Linked DNA regions of Homo sapiens: region 2 is linked to region 1. Evidence: chromatin loops called from intact Hi-C (ENCODE). Cell type or tissue: IMR-90. All regions are shown on one strand.

What was found. A loop is a pair of places that touch in the nucleus more often than their neighbours do. Peaks named below come from ENCODE experiments on the same cell type or tissue, not always from the same donor. Only the 100,000 strongest peaks of a DNase experiment are listed, where the experiment ranks them.
Region 2: it touches region 1 in a loop (3-fold over the local background); 3 of 110 quality-filtered maps call a loop at or near these places.

What each region holds. Positions count from the first base shown.
Region 1 is chr3:37,809,751-37,817,750 of GRCh38, forward strand. All of the region lies in intron 27 of ITGA9 (integrin subunit alpha 9), which reads left to right. The region is part of intron 3 of ITGA9-AS1 (ITGA9 antisense RNA 1); the gene reads right to left. Among named protein-coding and RNA genes, the nearest start is that of ITGA9-AS1, 48 kb to the right of the region's middle. In IMR-90, a CTCF peak has its summit at 4,987 (motif pointing left); a DNase peak (open chromatin) is centred at 2,941; H3K27ac peaks cover 1,427 bases.
Region 2 is chr3:37,306,242-37,314,241 of GRCh38, forward strand. All of the region lies in intron 10 of GOLGA4 (golgin A4), which reads left to right. Among named protein-coding and RNA genes, the nearest start is that of GOLGA4-AS1, 66 kb to the left of the region's middle. In IMR-90, a CTCF peak has its summit at 2,205; a DNase peak (open chromatin) is centred at 4,630.

The DNA of each region.
Region 1 (8,000 bases):
TTCAACTACAGACCTCTTGTTAACTCTGATTCCCATGTCTACAACCTAAGAATGATACATTATGTTTAGTGAATAGTGATTCGGTATCACACTGACAGTACGGTGCAGTAACCCAAAGACCTGTTAATTGATGGTCTAAACTCCAGCCTCATATTTGACTTATACGGGAGGTCTTAATGTTTCCGGCTTATTGCCATATTCCATATGTAATTTCCTCCATTCCTTTCAAGGGGAAAGCCACTGAGTGTTACCCAGCTGCCACTGCTGACCGGTTGCCCACTTCACTGAGGGCCTTTGAAGACAGCGGTTGGCGGGGACAGTGTTGAAGTCCTCTTCCCTTTACAGAACCGTGGCTCTTGAATGTCCTTCTAGAGTAGCTCTTGGCATTGCTACCTATGGTCATTTGCTGCTGCCTTGAGGTCCGGAGCCAAAAGTGGTTGTTCCCAAAAGTGTTGCATAAACGTGAATCGTGACATGGTACTGAAAGCTGAGCAGAGCAGCTGGCCATGCCGCCGCATTCACAGCACCACACAAGCCTGAAGGTCTGCATGCTTTATGCTTGCAAGATGGCCAGCACCTTCACTAGGCAAAGAGTAGTAGGTCCCTACTAGGTGGCAGGCCCTGGGCAAAGGGACAAAGATAAATAAACAACAGCCCTCACCTAGTCTGTTTCTTTTTTTTTTTTGACAGAGTCTCACTCTGTCACCCAGGCTGGAGTGCAGTGGTGCAGTCTTGGCTCACTGCAACCTCCGCCTCCCGGGTTCAAGCAATTCTCCTGCCTCAGCCTCCTGTGTAGCTAGGATTATAGGTGTGCGCCACCATGCCTGGCTAATTTTTGTATTTTTAGTAGAGACAGGGTTTCACCATATTGGCCAGGCTAGTCTTGAGCTCCTGGCCTCAAGTGATCCACCCACCTTGGCCTCCCAAACTACTAGGATTACAGGTGTGAGCCACCATGCCTGGCCTCAACAACAGAGCCCTCACCTAGTCTTGAAGACCTTTAGGAAAATCAGCTTCAGCAAAGCCCTGAAGGTGAGCAGGACTTGGCCTGTGCCACCAGCCCCTGGCCCCACCTACGCATGCACTGTGGTGCTACTGTTTACCTAAATCAGAAAGCCCTTATCGTGTCAGCAAGTGTCTTTTCCAGAGCTGAGCTCCAGGCTCCCTGCTGATGTGCTCAGCCAGACCAGCCCCTCATCTGCCTCTGACCCTGTGCAGCTCCTGGCGGCCTTCAAGAAAGCCCATCTGCTGGCATCTCAGGCATCTTCTCATGCTTGGCGGCAGCAGGCCCTGGCTCTGACACAAAATCCACAATGAGGGCCCCAAGCTAACCAGACCGCTCTTCAAATTCTGAAATGGATCCTAATCAGCTTTCCCAAAGCTGAGATGTTAGCAGACACTGGGAGCCATAATTTAAACTTTATGTGCGAGGATTACAGTAGCCAGCCAAACCACCATGCAGGAAGAAAACTTTGAAATATGAAATGCTTTTAAAGGAAGAAAAGTCCAAATGAGTCCCCTCTCCTTTCCTGCAGCTCCTGACTGGGTTGGAAGATGCCTGGGCCTGGCATCTCTTCAAGACAATCATAAAGGCCTGTTTAGGAGGAGAAAGTTAAATTGCTCAGAGGTGCAGGAGGGATAACAACTTTGTGTGTGACTGGCACCTTTAAGAAATACCTTCAGCTTATATAAGCCAGCCTGGTTTCTGTGGAAAGAATGAAGATGATGGGGTGTTTCTCCTTTTGAAGAAAGACACCCCCCTTCCCTTATTTAGGGCTCCAAGCTCTTCCCTCCCTGTCTTTCTCTCTGCTTCCCTCTCACCCTCCTCCCCTCCCCAGCTCTGTCCTTGTTTGTTTGCAGTTTGCCAAAACATACAGGCCACCACTCAGTGAAGGAGAGAGACCATATCCTCCCTCACTGCTGTCAACCAAGGACCCTCTCTCTCCCATTTGACCCTTTTGCAAACCGAGATGGTTTGGAGCAAAGGGAAGTGAGACTGCTTGGCCAGCCCTATGGCCATGTCTTCCCAGGAGGCCCAGGACCTACTTGCTCAAGTGGCAAAGAGACAGGCTGCAGAATGTGTTTGCCAGCCCTCTGAAAAGGGCTGCCTCAAACCCTCTATCAGCTGGGGCTGTTCCAAGAGCCTGCTGCTTTAGGACTGGCTTTGGGCTCATGGTTTTTATTTGAGAGCATTACTTCTGACCTAAGGCAGAAACACTTAGAAAACAAATCTGTGAAATGGCTCAGAGAATGTGTAAGGTTTGGCAACCCCTCCAGAGGTCACTGGGTTATCACCTTCCCTTCAAACTGGGCTGGGAGGGCATCCTTGCTTCTCCTCCAAAGAAAAAAAATGAACAGACACATGCCCATGTGCTTGCACACACACCCTTCACACTGCCTCAATTAGAACCATGTGCCAATGACATTCAGTGGGGGCTTGTTTATGCTTGGGAGTAAATATTGGGCTGATGTTGCACTGTCGACATCTCGAGACAGAGACATGCTATGTAAATAGTCAAGTAACTGAAGAGAACTATAAACATGAAGTCTTGAGTTAGTCCAAAAAAGGAATTTGTCCCAGGTCCTCAGAATCACTGTCTAGGAAGCAACCCAAAGGCCGCGGAGTGGGTAGGATCCCCCAAGAGACCAGATGTCATGGTGTTGTCCAGCTGGTCCCTCTCACCCTGCAGGGGGCTGGGGAGGAAGAGGCTGCTGCTGCAGGGTGGATACCCCAGAACTCAGTCAGGCCTCATGCCTCACGCAGCACCCATCTAAGTAAGGCTGTTTGGGGCAATCTGTTGTTTCCCTAGGAGTTTTCTGGTTGCTTTTGGATACATGGTTATATGAGAAAATTGTGTATGTCTGTTACGAGGGTTCAGGGAGCTGCTCTTTGGAGCTGCAGGACCAGCAGACACAAAAACCAGAAAGCACACTGTTCCTTCGGCTTCCAGCCAAGCAAAGCTTGGCTTGAGTCACCTCCTCTAGGGTTTCTATGTTTCTTCTGCTACAGATAGAACAGTTAACAGAGCCGCTTGCCCCTCAAATGGTGAAGCAAGCACTGGAAGGTTCCAGAAAAAATGCAGAAAAACATTGACTCCATTGGCTTGGAAGTGAGTGTGGGGCTGCTGGGCATCCAGCTTAGCCCATCATTAATCATTTCCCAGCACCTTCAGGGTGGGCTCAGCTGGCAACAAAAACAGAGATTTGCCCAGTGTTTCTCAAAGCTCTCCCCAAGGCACCCATGCGTGCTCACATGAGCGGGTGTGTATGTCTGAAGGAGGCCTACTTAACCTTGGGATGTGCTAATTTCCCAAGTGTAGGGGGACTTTGGGTCCTGGCAGTAATGGAATAGGTAGGACTGGCTATGAAGTACTATAGCAGGCTGAAGGGGCTCGTGGGTTTCCTGGCATGTGTATGAAGAGTTACAGATTTAGACCATGTATCTCTTAAGCAAAGGAACTACAGGTGCTCCTTGACTTATCATATTTTAAGTCAGAAATGCATTTAATACCCCAATAAACCCATCATAAAGTCAAAAAACTGTTAAGTCGAGGTATGGTAACTTGGGGATTATTTGTACTTGTTAGATCATCAAATTCAGAGTCACTATCTTTAGTTTAGTGTTTATCTTTAGTCTTTAGTTTTTATATTTTATCTTTAGCCATTATCTTTAGTTGAAGTCATTATCTTTACTTAAGGGGATGACAAAAACCTTGCTAAATTTAGTTTTTCACTTCCTCATTCCTGATTGACATTCTATTAGAAAATGTTAGCTAGGAAGACCTGTTCTTTATTTATTGACTTGCATTTATTGAGAACTGTTGGGAATAATATTGTGCCTCTAGGGCATTTAGAAGATAACATGCTTTTTTCTGGTTCTTGCAAATTACTTTCGGTGACTTGTTCTCATGGGTTGCTTATTTTGAGTTTTTATTTTTAGAGAACTGATATTTTTTCTGTTCTTGATGAGGTAATCAGGCAGTCTCTATGTTACATGAGTTAAGAGTCCTAGACTTACTTAGCAAGTCCTCAATTCTGACACTTATTATAAGACATCTGATCCAGAGCTGCATGTTCAACTCCATCAAGCCTTGCCTACTTTCCTCATCGGTAAAATTGACCTTAAAATCCCACAGTTCAAAAGACTATAAAAGTTAAATAAGTGAACATAACTGCATGTGTTTTGTGAATTCAAAGACCTCATAATCTTTTAAAATATTATTAAATTCTGTTTTATTTGTTTCTTTCAAAAATTAACAGATTTTTAAAAATTGAAAATTGAATTTTCAAAAAATTTCTCAAAAATCTTTGAGAAAAATTGAGATGGGACAAAGACTCTGTGCCTTGTTCCCCCTTAGTGTGAGTCCTGAGTACCCAGCTGTGTGGCCCACAGTCTAGAGCCTTGAATTCACTTTGGGGAAAACAGAAAAAGCTGTCATGATGTTTCAGGGCTGGAAGAGGTCTGAGAATCCCATTGATCTCTTAGGCAGAGACGAAGACACTATGGCTCGAAGCCAGAAAATAACCTTCCCAGGCTGGGCGCGGTGGCTCACACCTGTAATCCCAGCACTTTGGGAGGCCAAGGCAGGCGGATCATCTGAGGTCAGGAGTTCAAGATCAGCCTGGCCAACATGGTGAAACCCCATCTCTACCAAAATATAAAAATTAGCCAGGCCTGGTGGTGCAGACCTGTAATTCCAGCTACTTGGGAGGCTGAGGCAGGAGAATCGCTTGAACCCGAGAGGTGGAGGTTGCAGTGAGCCAAGATCGTGCCACTGCACTCCAGCCTGGCAACAGAGCGAGACTCCATCCCCCACCCCCCCAAAAAAGAAACAATATTAGTTTGACAGAGCCACCACTAGACTATAGGGTACCTTTGTGCAAACTATAATAGTAAATAGCACCGCTTCCTAAAGACTCTTTACTTCCATCTGTCAGAAAAAATTCAGAAAACTCTGATTTTATGAGAACAAGACACTCTACTGCCATCTGTTGGAAAACAGTTATAATAAACTTATACACATACATGATATCTGTGATGTGAGTGGTATCCCCCAGCCCCTTAAATGCAGTGTAGCACCTGCACTACTGTACCTACAACTCCCTAGCCATGAGAGTGCATTATGTTTTAAGAAATGGTCTTCAGACTCTAAAAAAAGGAAGACATACATCAGTGGTAGCTCTGATCTCCCATCCAAGAGATTACGCATAGGCTGTGTTAGGAACAGGACTGGAGACCCTGCAGTGTTAGAGTGGGGCATAGAGCTTGCAAGGCTGTTTCAGCCAGGGGTGGGTGGGGGTGATTTTCAGGCCTAATGCTGACACCACTCCACTGAGAGAAAGAAGCTTGCTTCCGGGTGCCTGCAAGAGATGACAGTGCCTTCACCTTGTTGTTAGCAAGAATTGCATACATAAAAACTTGAGCACATGAAAGCCACATGTAAGAGTGAGTTCAGGTGCTCTAAATCCTTTCCAGATTGTTAACACACTGTCTATGTCAAATCCTTACACTAGCATAGTGATGAGAAAGTGAGCCAGCTTTTGCTCTTAGAGATGAACAAGAGAAGTCTGGTTCAGGCCGGGCGCGGTGGCTCACGCCTGTAATCCCAGCGCTTTGGGAAGCCAAGGCAGGCGGATCACTTGATGTCAGGAGTTTGAGACCAGCCTGGCCAACAAGATGAAACCCCGTCTCTACTAAAAATATGAAAATTAGCTGGGCAGGGTGGTACACGCCTGCAGTCCCAGCTACTCGAGAGGCTGAGGCAGGAGAATCACTTGAACCTGGGAGGCAGAGGTTGCAGTGAGCCGAGATGGCGCCATTGCACTCCAGCCTGGGTGACAGAGTGAGACTCTGTCTCAAAAAAAAAAAAAAAAGTGAAAAGTCCAGTTCAGCAAGGCACACTAACTGATGCTGTTTAAATCTAGAGCCCTATCAGCTGTCTGTCTGATTCATTAAGTCAGCAAAAAAAATATTGAGTCTGTACCAGTTAACTTATGCTACTTGACAAACCACCCCAGTATTCAGCGGCTTAAAAGCAATATCCATCTATGCAGGTCACAGTTCTGTGGGTTGGCTATTTGGACTGAGCTCAGTGGGGCAGTTTGAGCTCAGCGAGACTTACATGTGCCTCTGCGGGCAGCTGGGAGTTGGCTAGTCTGGGAGGGCTTCAAAAAAAACTGGTCTCTTAGCAGGTTAGACATAGGCATTTGTGTGGAAGCAGGGCAGGGTTCTGAGAAAGTAATTGGAAGTGTGCACAGCCCCTTGGGGACTGTGTAACAGACACAACATCTCCTCCCTCTCATCCAATTGTCAAAGCTAGTCTCAGTGGAGAATCAAGGCTGGGAAAATAGACTCCACCTCACGATGGGAAGAGCTGGAGAGTCACATGGTAAAGGGTGTGGAGGGTATGTGGGCATCTTTGCAATTTATCGCTGGTACCAAGGACAGGTGAGATGCTGAGTACTGGGGATTGAAAGCACAAAGCCTGCCTTCAAAGAGTCCTAAGACAAATGCAGGAGATAATAAGGGGGCAGACTGTTAAGTTTCTGCTTGATAGTGCCATGGTAGGGAAATGTGACTTCTCTGGAATTACAACTGAGTGACCTGGGATTATTGACACATTACAACATCAGCAGCCAAAGGTATGTGCTAGAGAATCCTATTTCCCTGTTACATCCTTCCACAGTTTCATGATTACATTCTCCTTCATGGCATGTGACCAGCCACATCTGGCCATGTTTTCTTAGCCAACCACATCTTTATCGCAAAAGAATGACATTTCAAGCAGTAGCTTCTTAGATTTCCATTCAGTCTTGGTCCGTTTTTCTGGCCTTCTGTGGGTGTGCTGTGGGGATGATGTCTATGACTTTTTCTTAATTATCCAGAAAATTCTGGCCAAGCACCTTTTCTTGCAGAGGGGAGAAGGTGAAGAGGTTTCAGGAGAGAAAAGTATATGTGTGGGGGCGTCAGAACATGGCATTCTGATGAATGTGGTCTTATGCTGGGAAGAAACCTCCAGGGCTGAAATCACCAGGAACTCAATATCTGTTTACAAAACTGGCCTTGAGGATTGAAGCTCAGAACACAAGACTCTTGCCAGTTGTTCTAAGAAAGCTTCTGCTCTTTCCCAGTCATTCAAACTGCACCACCTTATCGACTTCCCCTCACGGTGAATGCTCAGGATCTCCTTGGCAACGTGGGTGAAGATACCTGCTGGCTCTCTTGACAGTTCTCGTCTTTGGCTTGGCCAATAAACCCCCTTTAGGGAAGTAGAAAGATGGTGGCAACAGACAGCTCCTCAGCTCCACCTGCCTTCCCTTCTTCAGGGGAGCTTATGACCATCAGGGTGGCTGTGATGCTTCCCTGGATGTTTGGCTCACAGTGAAGAAGCATGAGGACAAATACACAGACAACAAAAACATTTGATGTGCCCATGACAGCTGGGTTTGCTTCACGATTTGTGTAGGACACGTCTTATATGTGCATGCACTGTTGGCAGCAGACTGCAGAGAGTCTTAAGGGTTTTCCAGTATGACTTGGGAATTGCAAGCTGATGATACCATGGTACCACAACCTGCAGTGTGGCAAGCCTACCAGCACCAGGTCAAGTGTGTGTCTCTGTTTGATTTCCTCTATTCAAGGGGATTGAAACAATGATTTGAGGGCAAGTCATTTATTTGGAAGGTGATCTCAGGAAAAACTGTTGGAGAGCAGGGAAGGAAGCCAATAAAAGATTTGTCATCAAGCTGGTTACCTCTGCAGGCAAGCTCCATGGGGAAACTGGTAGAACGTACACCTCAGGGTTATCCCACCCAAGGAGAGAGGGAGCTGGGGTATTTGTACACCCGATACAGTCAGCCTTGTTTAAAGGAAGATGCAGAGAGGAATGTCTGACCTCATAAACAGAGCCCACCAATGTTAGTGAGCCAAGGACGAGAGATGCCGAGTCTCTCAGAGCATGGGAGGAAAGGTAAGCTTTGGGCTACAAACGTTGCTTCAC
Region 2 (8,000 bases), 500 kb before region 1:
TTTAGTGGATAAAGAAAACAAAAAATAAGTTTATTGGTTATAAGCGCTTCTGTAATTGTTGATAGTGTTTCTTTCTAGTTGTTACTTAAGAACAGATGGTCATATCTTCTATTAACCAGATTTTAAACTTGGAAAAGTTTGGTGGTTCAGCTTAAGTACATAATGCTGTATTTTAACTCTCCAGGAAATTATATCCTCAGTGTAGCACCAGTGTAGAATGTTAATGCTACCGAAGTTCACACTAGTTCTTGGCTGTTCTCTGTGTGTGTGTGTGTGTGTGTGTGTGTGTGTGTGTGTGTGTGTATCAGGATAGGAGATAGGGGTAGCTAATTATTAATGCAGTGTATTACCAAAAAATTGGAAAATAGAGAAAATCACATCACTGTTGTTTTAGTAAATTTCCATTTAGTGTTTTCTCTAATTTTTTTTAATTATTGTAATAATACGGCACATTCAATTTTGTATGTTCTTCTCCCCCATTTAGCATTATGTTATTGACACTTTTACGTGTTGCTAAAGTTAATATATTTTAATGGCTGTGTCAAAGTGCATGTACATCATTTACTTGGTTATCATTTCCTTATTGTTTATCATCTAGATTATTATATATTTTTGTTATACTATTGTGACAATTTTGAGATATAGCTTATTAGATCTTTGAATTTTATCTTAGGATAAATTCTTAACCATAGACTTTTAGTCTTTTTTGTTAGCTACTTTTAAGTGATTTAAATATATATAGCCATTAAAAAAGTAACCCATGCCACAATGTTAATCCTCCCTCCCATTAAAATGTTTTTTCCTACAATTATGCAACATGAATAAAGTATTTTGCTTAGATTAGGGAAGTTTCTAGAGTATAGTAACTTTTGTAAACCCCGTTTCCCTTTCATGTACCTTGTCTTTGCTGAAGTTACTTGTTTTATATGATTGGTGGCATTTAAAAACTTGGACTAACTCATAACATTCTTTGCTTTTTTATTGTCATGTTGTGTTTGTGCAGGAAATATGTTTTTTATTCATTTGTATAGTATAGGTCTGATACACCAAAAGAAATTCATTAGAACATATTTATTTGATGTTTGAAGGACTCTTTAAAATAGTTTATCTGTTTAAATAATGTGTAAGATTTATGCATTTTTATATAACAAACCAAAATCACATGTGTATTTAACTGCTTTGTTAGTTGCTGATAATTTATGTAACAAAATTTTCTTGGAGTCTTAAGTCTCACAAAACATCTTATTTTTGTGCATCCACACATGCCAATAAGTGAATCATGGTGCCTTTCCCAAGCCTTGTATGAACAGGACTGGGGTAAGGGCTATTTTTTTTCTTATCATGGGTACTTAGAATAAGCTTTACAAAGAAAATTCCATGTTTCTCAGGCAAAAAAAAAAAAGTATGAATGAAAGTAGATTTTAAGTATGCCATGTTAGATAAATAATACGTACGTATTTTGGCACTAAATGAATAACTGCTGGAAAAATTTATTTTAAGTGGCTTTTAAAATGCAATTATTTATGTCTCCAACAATGTCACTATTACTTGAAACCATCAGTAATTTAAAAACACGTTTCTTTGGTGCGGGATTATATTTCTAATTTAATCAATGTACTTAGCTTTAGCTTAATATTTTTCAACATTAGCCTGATGTTTTCAAGGTATTTGATAGATAAATATGTATGTAAAGTGTACATGAAAATTTGGGGCTGGGCGCGGTGGCTCACGCCCGAAATCCCAGCACTTTGGGAGACTGAGGCGGGTGGATTACCTGAGGTCAGGAGTTCAAGACCAGCCTGGCCAACATGGTAAACCCCATCTCTACTAAAAATATAAAAATTAGCCGGGCATGGTGGCGTGTGCCTGTAATCCCAGCTACTCTGGAGGCTGAGGCAGGAGAATCACTTGAACCTGGGAGGCAGAGGTTGCAGTGAGCCGAGATCCTGCCATTGCACTCCAGCCTGGGCGACAAGAACGAAACTCTGTCTCAAAAAAAAAAAACGAACAAAAAGAAAAAGAAAATTCGGATAAATTGGTAAATTTTTTGAAAGTCAAAGCATAGTCAGTTTATAGAATGAATCTTGTTATATATTTTGTAGTATGGCTTAAAATGTAGTTTTCCATTGCAAAAGTGATATTTATTAAATCTCTGTGAAGGCCCTAATTTATAGATAAGCATTGCACTATCTAATTTATGCCACCGGGTGGTAGTATTTTATTTTCATTTATGTAAGCTCTAGACTAGTAGCTTTCAGACTTTTTGATCTCAGGGACCTCTTAACACTCTTAAAACTTATTGGTGATTCCAAAGAGCTTTATTTATGTGGGTTATATGTATTGATATTTACTGTATTAATAATTAAAAGTAAATATATATATATATTTTTTTGAGACAGAGTCTCACTCTGTCGCCCAGGCTGGAGTGCAGTGGTGTGATCTCGGCTCACTGCAACGTCCGCCTCCTGGGTTCAAGCAATTCTCCTGCCTCAGCCTGCCAAGTAGCTGGGACTACAGGCGTGTGCCACTACGCCCAGCTAATTTTTTGTATTTTTAGTAGAGACGGAGTTTCACCGTGTTAGCCAGGATGGTCTCAAACTCTGACCTCGTGATCTGCCCGCCTCGGCCTCCCAAAGGGCTGGGATTTCAGGCGTGAGCCACTGCGCCTGGCTAAAAGTAAAAATTTTAACAATATTTGTTTAATTCATTTTTAAAATAACAATTATAGGCCGGGTGTGGTGGCTCATGCCTGTAATCCCAGTACTTTGGGAGGCCGAGGTGGGTGGATCACTTGAGAGCCAGGGGTTTGAGAATAGCCTGGCCAACATGGTGAAACCCTGTCTCTACTAAAAATACAAAAATTAGCTGGATATGGTGGCGCGTGCTTGTAGTCCCAGCTACTCGGGAAGTTGAGGCAGGAGAATCGCTTGAACCTGGGAGGTGGAGGTTGCAGTGAGCCAAGATCACGCCACTGCACTCCAGCCTGGGCGACAGAGCGAGACTCTGTTTCAAAAATAAAAATAACAATTATAGGCCGGGCGTGATGGCTCATGCCTGTAATGCCAGCACTTTGGGAGGCCGAGGCGGGCGGATTACCTGAGGTCAGGAGTTTGAGACCAGCCTGGCCAACATGGTGAACCCCGTCTCTACTAAAAATACAAAAATTAGCTGGGCATGGTGGCACACGCCTGTAATCCCAGCTATTCTGGAGGCTGAGGCAGGAGAATTGCTTGAGCCTGGGAGGCGGAGGTTGCAGTGAGCCAAGATTGTGCCATTGCACTCCAGCCTGGCTGACAGAGCGAGACTCTTGTCTCAAAACAAACAAACAACAACAACAAAAAACAAACAAAAAAAACCAGTTATAAATCCATTACATGTTAGCATAAATACTTTTTCATTCTACCTATATTTTCCAAAATAAGGTTTAGTGTGAAGAATGGCCTTGTTTTACATTTTTGTTATCTCATTGCTTGGCTTAATAAAATGCAGCTGGATTTTCATGCCTGTTTCTGCATTTAATCCGTTGTGATGTATTATTTTGGTTGAAATATGGGAAGAAAATCTACTCTTACATAGACACGTATTTGGAAAAGGGAGAATCTCACAGATCCTCTGAAAGGGTCTCAAGACCCCAGGATCTTTGGACCACATATTGAGAACTGCTGCTGTAGACTTTGATTTTATTTGCCAAAGAGGCTTGATGATTCAGTGGGAATTCTGATAAAATTCTTTTTGTTGCTTTTTCTGTTAATTTGCATTTCATTCATTTTGTAGTGCATTTCATTCACTCATTTTGTTTGTTTGTTTTTGCTGGGATAAAGACAGGCATTGGCTTACTTACTCATTCTTCATGTCATTAACCAGCTTGTTAGGATCATCAGTTAATCTAGAGGTTAACAGCCTTTTCACACTTCTGCATTTTTGTTTATTTCCTACACTGGGAGTAGAAGTGGGTCTTGTTAACCATATAGTGAAGTGTTCTCTGGGGCAGTGTAACAAAATAGTAATGCTGCATGAAACCTCAGAATTCTGGCATTTCTTATTATAATTGATTAGGATACTCAGGATGAGGAGTATCCTAAGAAGTGCTGGAGTAGCAAAAACAATGCCACATTCTTCCTAGCTGTATCTAAGGATTAGTTATTTTATTCCCTTTTCTTACTACTTCAGCTATCTTTTTGTGAAATATTTTCTTTGTCACTTAATACCTAGCATATGCTTGGCAGTTGGTAAACAGCTGCTAAGTATGTATTTGATGACTGAATGGTTGGATTATTGAGCTACAGATTGTCAACCTTTCTCATTTAACCCTTATAGAGAGCATTTGTCCATTTTTATAATTCCCATGGATGTGAGTGAACCTCATCTGAACTGGAAAGTGAGGAGCTAGCAATAAAGGGTCTGCCCTGCATTTTACTTAACTGACAGAGGATCATACTTACAGTTCATTAAAGATTGACCTAAAAGTATTTTTAAAGTGTGTGTGTGTGTGTGTTTTTTTTTTTAAATAAAAATTGCCTGAGATACATTGAATTTTGCTTTGGAAGAACACAGTGTGTTCTTGCAACATTCTGCGGCAGTTCGTGCTTAGCCTTCCTATTGATGTGTGCCGTGACTGTGGTTTTCCCATGCACTCTTGCATGTTGGCAGAAGACTTGTCAGCTGTGACTGATGCACGCTTTATTTCTCCCCACTCACTTATCTTTTGTTGGGAATTTGAAAGATAAATTGTCTAGACATTTTGAACATACTTTTTTAGTACTTACATTAAAATCCTAGTTTCACTTTGGAAAGGGTAGGGAATTCACTTTTAGAATATTAGTAGGCTGTGGGCACCATTTCTAGGGGTTACAAGGTCAGGTGAGATGTTTCTGGGTAGTAAGTAAACTCTCAGTATATCCTCTTTAAACATAGTGATGAGACTCAGTGTTGGAGGCAGATTTCCTGTGAGGAAGTGGCTTCATTTGTGATACAGTGTAGAATCCATAATGGGTTTGAAATACGTTTTCTGTGTTTGGATATTATAAATATATAAAATATAAATGCCTTTCCCCACCACTGTTTTTGGCCAGTTAACATTTCCTTAAAGCACGATGGGGAGGCAGAAAGCAGTGAGTTTTGTGTCAGAAAGAAGTATAACATACTGCATTTTGTTGAGAGTTAAAAGCCATTAGTAATTGATTGGCTCAGAAATTCTGCTTTAGTAAGAAACATTATTGCCCAATGGAGCTCGATCCATTTCAGCATTCTTAGTTTTTAAAAATATGGCAAGGTATGGATCGTTGCTTAAAGCCAATTTTAAAGTTCTATCATCAGGCTTATATATTCAAGTTGATTTAACATCTGAAGGAAAATTTGGATGCTTCAGTTACCATATGTCAATGAAAGATTTCAATGGTTTCTTTCTAGGTGTGAAATTATTTGGTTCCCTGACATGGTACTGGAAAGTGGGAGAGAGGGTTAAATTTAGATGAAAAGAACTGTGAAACCAAATCCATCCTACTTTCATTGTTGTATGATGGATAATAAATTGACTTGGACAAACTTTTAGTGGATTAAACACTAAAATTCGACTGTATATAGAAGAATATCCTGAAATTTACTGACTAGATTAGAAAACTTAATTAGCAGAAAATTATATCTAAACAGGAACTTGTGGCATGGATTTTTTGTTGTTTGAAAAGGTGAGAACATTACATTTATTTTTTTATACTGTGCTGGATTCTGGAATTTAAAAAATGAAAACAGAAAATTCACTAGTATTGACTACATAGTTTTGTTTTATTTTACTTAATTGACAAAAGGTTTTCATTTAAACTCTTATTTTGCTGAAAGGGTATCAAAACTGTCTTCAGTTTCTCCAGAGCCTGATTGAAGATATTTCTGTGAATTACTCAGAAATGCTGAGATGCAATTTTATATGCTGGATAATAATGAAAAGGGGCTGATGACACCTAAGCATTAAAAGACATTGTCATAACCTTTTTTCATTCCTCCAGCGTTTAAACCTTCAACACAAACTAATTAGGCAGTAAGCACTTTGTTTCAGAATCTTTCCCATAATTAGTCACTTTACTTGACTGATTTTTTTAAGTGAGGGAACTAATTTCTTGTTAGTAGTAAGCGTTCATTATTTCCGTATTTTCTGTATGCTTAACGTTAGAATTTATAGTAAAAGAATATGTAAAACAAAGATACCATTTTTGTTTCCAACATATTTGTATCTAAGGATTATCATCTTGGGGTTTGCAGGCAAATGCCAGTAAAGTTAGAATAGGAATCTTTTTTTTTTTTTTTTGAGAGACAGGGTCTCACTTGTCACCTAGGCTGGAGTGCAGTGGCACAATCACTGCTCACTGAAGCCTTGACCTCCCAGACTTAAGTGATCCTCCCACCTCAGCTGCTCAGAGTAGCTCAGACTACAGGTACAAGCCACGGCTCCTGGCTAATTTTTAATTTTTTTGTAGAGATGGGATTTCACTGTGTTGCCTAGGCTGGTCTTGAACTCCTAGGCTCAGGCAATCCTCCCACCTTGGCCTCCCGAAGTGCTAGAATTATAGGCATGAGCCCCCCACTGCATCTGGCAATAGGAATCTTTATAAATGATTTCAGCTAATTAATATTCCTTTGAAATTTAGACCTTATTTGAGTATCAGTTTTATACTTTGGACATATAAAATAAATTGGATAGATTTGCTTTTCATATAAAAGATAATCACTTTGGGAGGCCAGCGCGACGGATCACGAGGTCAGGAGTTTGAGACCAGCTTGGCCAATATGGTGAAACCCTGTCTCTACTAAAAATACAGAAATTAGCCCGGTCTGGTGGCGGGCACCTGTAGTCCCAGCTACTCTGGAGGCCGAGGCAGGATAATCGCTTGAACCTGGGAGGCGGAGGTTGCAGGGAGGGGAGATCGCGCCACTGCACTCTAGCTTGGGTGACAGAATGAGACTCCATCTCAAAAGAAAAAAAAAGATATATGGTTGCCAGATAAATTATTTTTTAAACTATTGAGCAAACTAAGTTGCATTTCTCTGTTGTTACCAGAATTCACCCTTCTCTTGGCAATTTGCCTTTAATAAAATGCTTTAGAATAGATGTTTGTCTTCAAGTTTGCAATTCCTGTGCCCAAACCACTGTGTTAAACCAAATTGTTAATGAAAGACCTTTTTTTCTGAGCTGCCATAGGTTGAAGTTCCCACATTTCTTATACCACTGGAAGTGAAAATATTATATATGTCGGTGAACAACTGTCTCCCTGGGACATACGTTTCTTGGTAGGATTACACACCCATCTTGAAAACTGAGTTTTGTTTATAGTCTATCTCAATGGTAGAGGGAAGGCTGGAGACTTCTGTGAGGACTAAAGGAAACAATCTAGGATGACAGTAGCAGTAGGATTTTCCTAGGGTATCATTATGCAAATAATGCATGTGTGTGTGTGCATGCATACATACATATACAACCCACATATATGTACACATATACACAGGCATATACAGATCCTCCTTGACTTATGATGGGGTTAGAATTTGATAAATTCATTGTAAGTTGAAAATACCAATATCAACTTGTGAAGGGCTTATCCAGACATAACTTTATTATTAAGTGGAGGAGTGTACTGAATGAGTATTGCTTTTGCACCATTGTGAAGTTGACAAATCTAAGACCATCATAAGTCAGGGACCATCTGTATACACAAATACACGTAAACACACATGTATTTTTTTTTTTTTTTTGAGACAAAAGTCTTGCTCTGTCGGCCAGGCTGGAGTGCAGTGGCACCATCTTAAGAAGCTTGCTGCAGCCTCTGTCTCCCAGACTCAAGTGATTCTACTGCCTCAGACTTCCAAGTAGCTGGGATTACAGGCATGTGCTACCACACCAGGCTAATTTTTAGTAGAGATGGGGTTTCACCATGTTGGCCAGGCTGGTCTTGAACTCCTGACCTCAGGTAATTCACCTACCTCAGCCTCCAAAAGTGCTGGGATTACAGGTA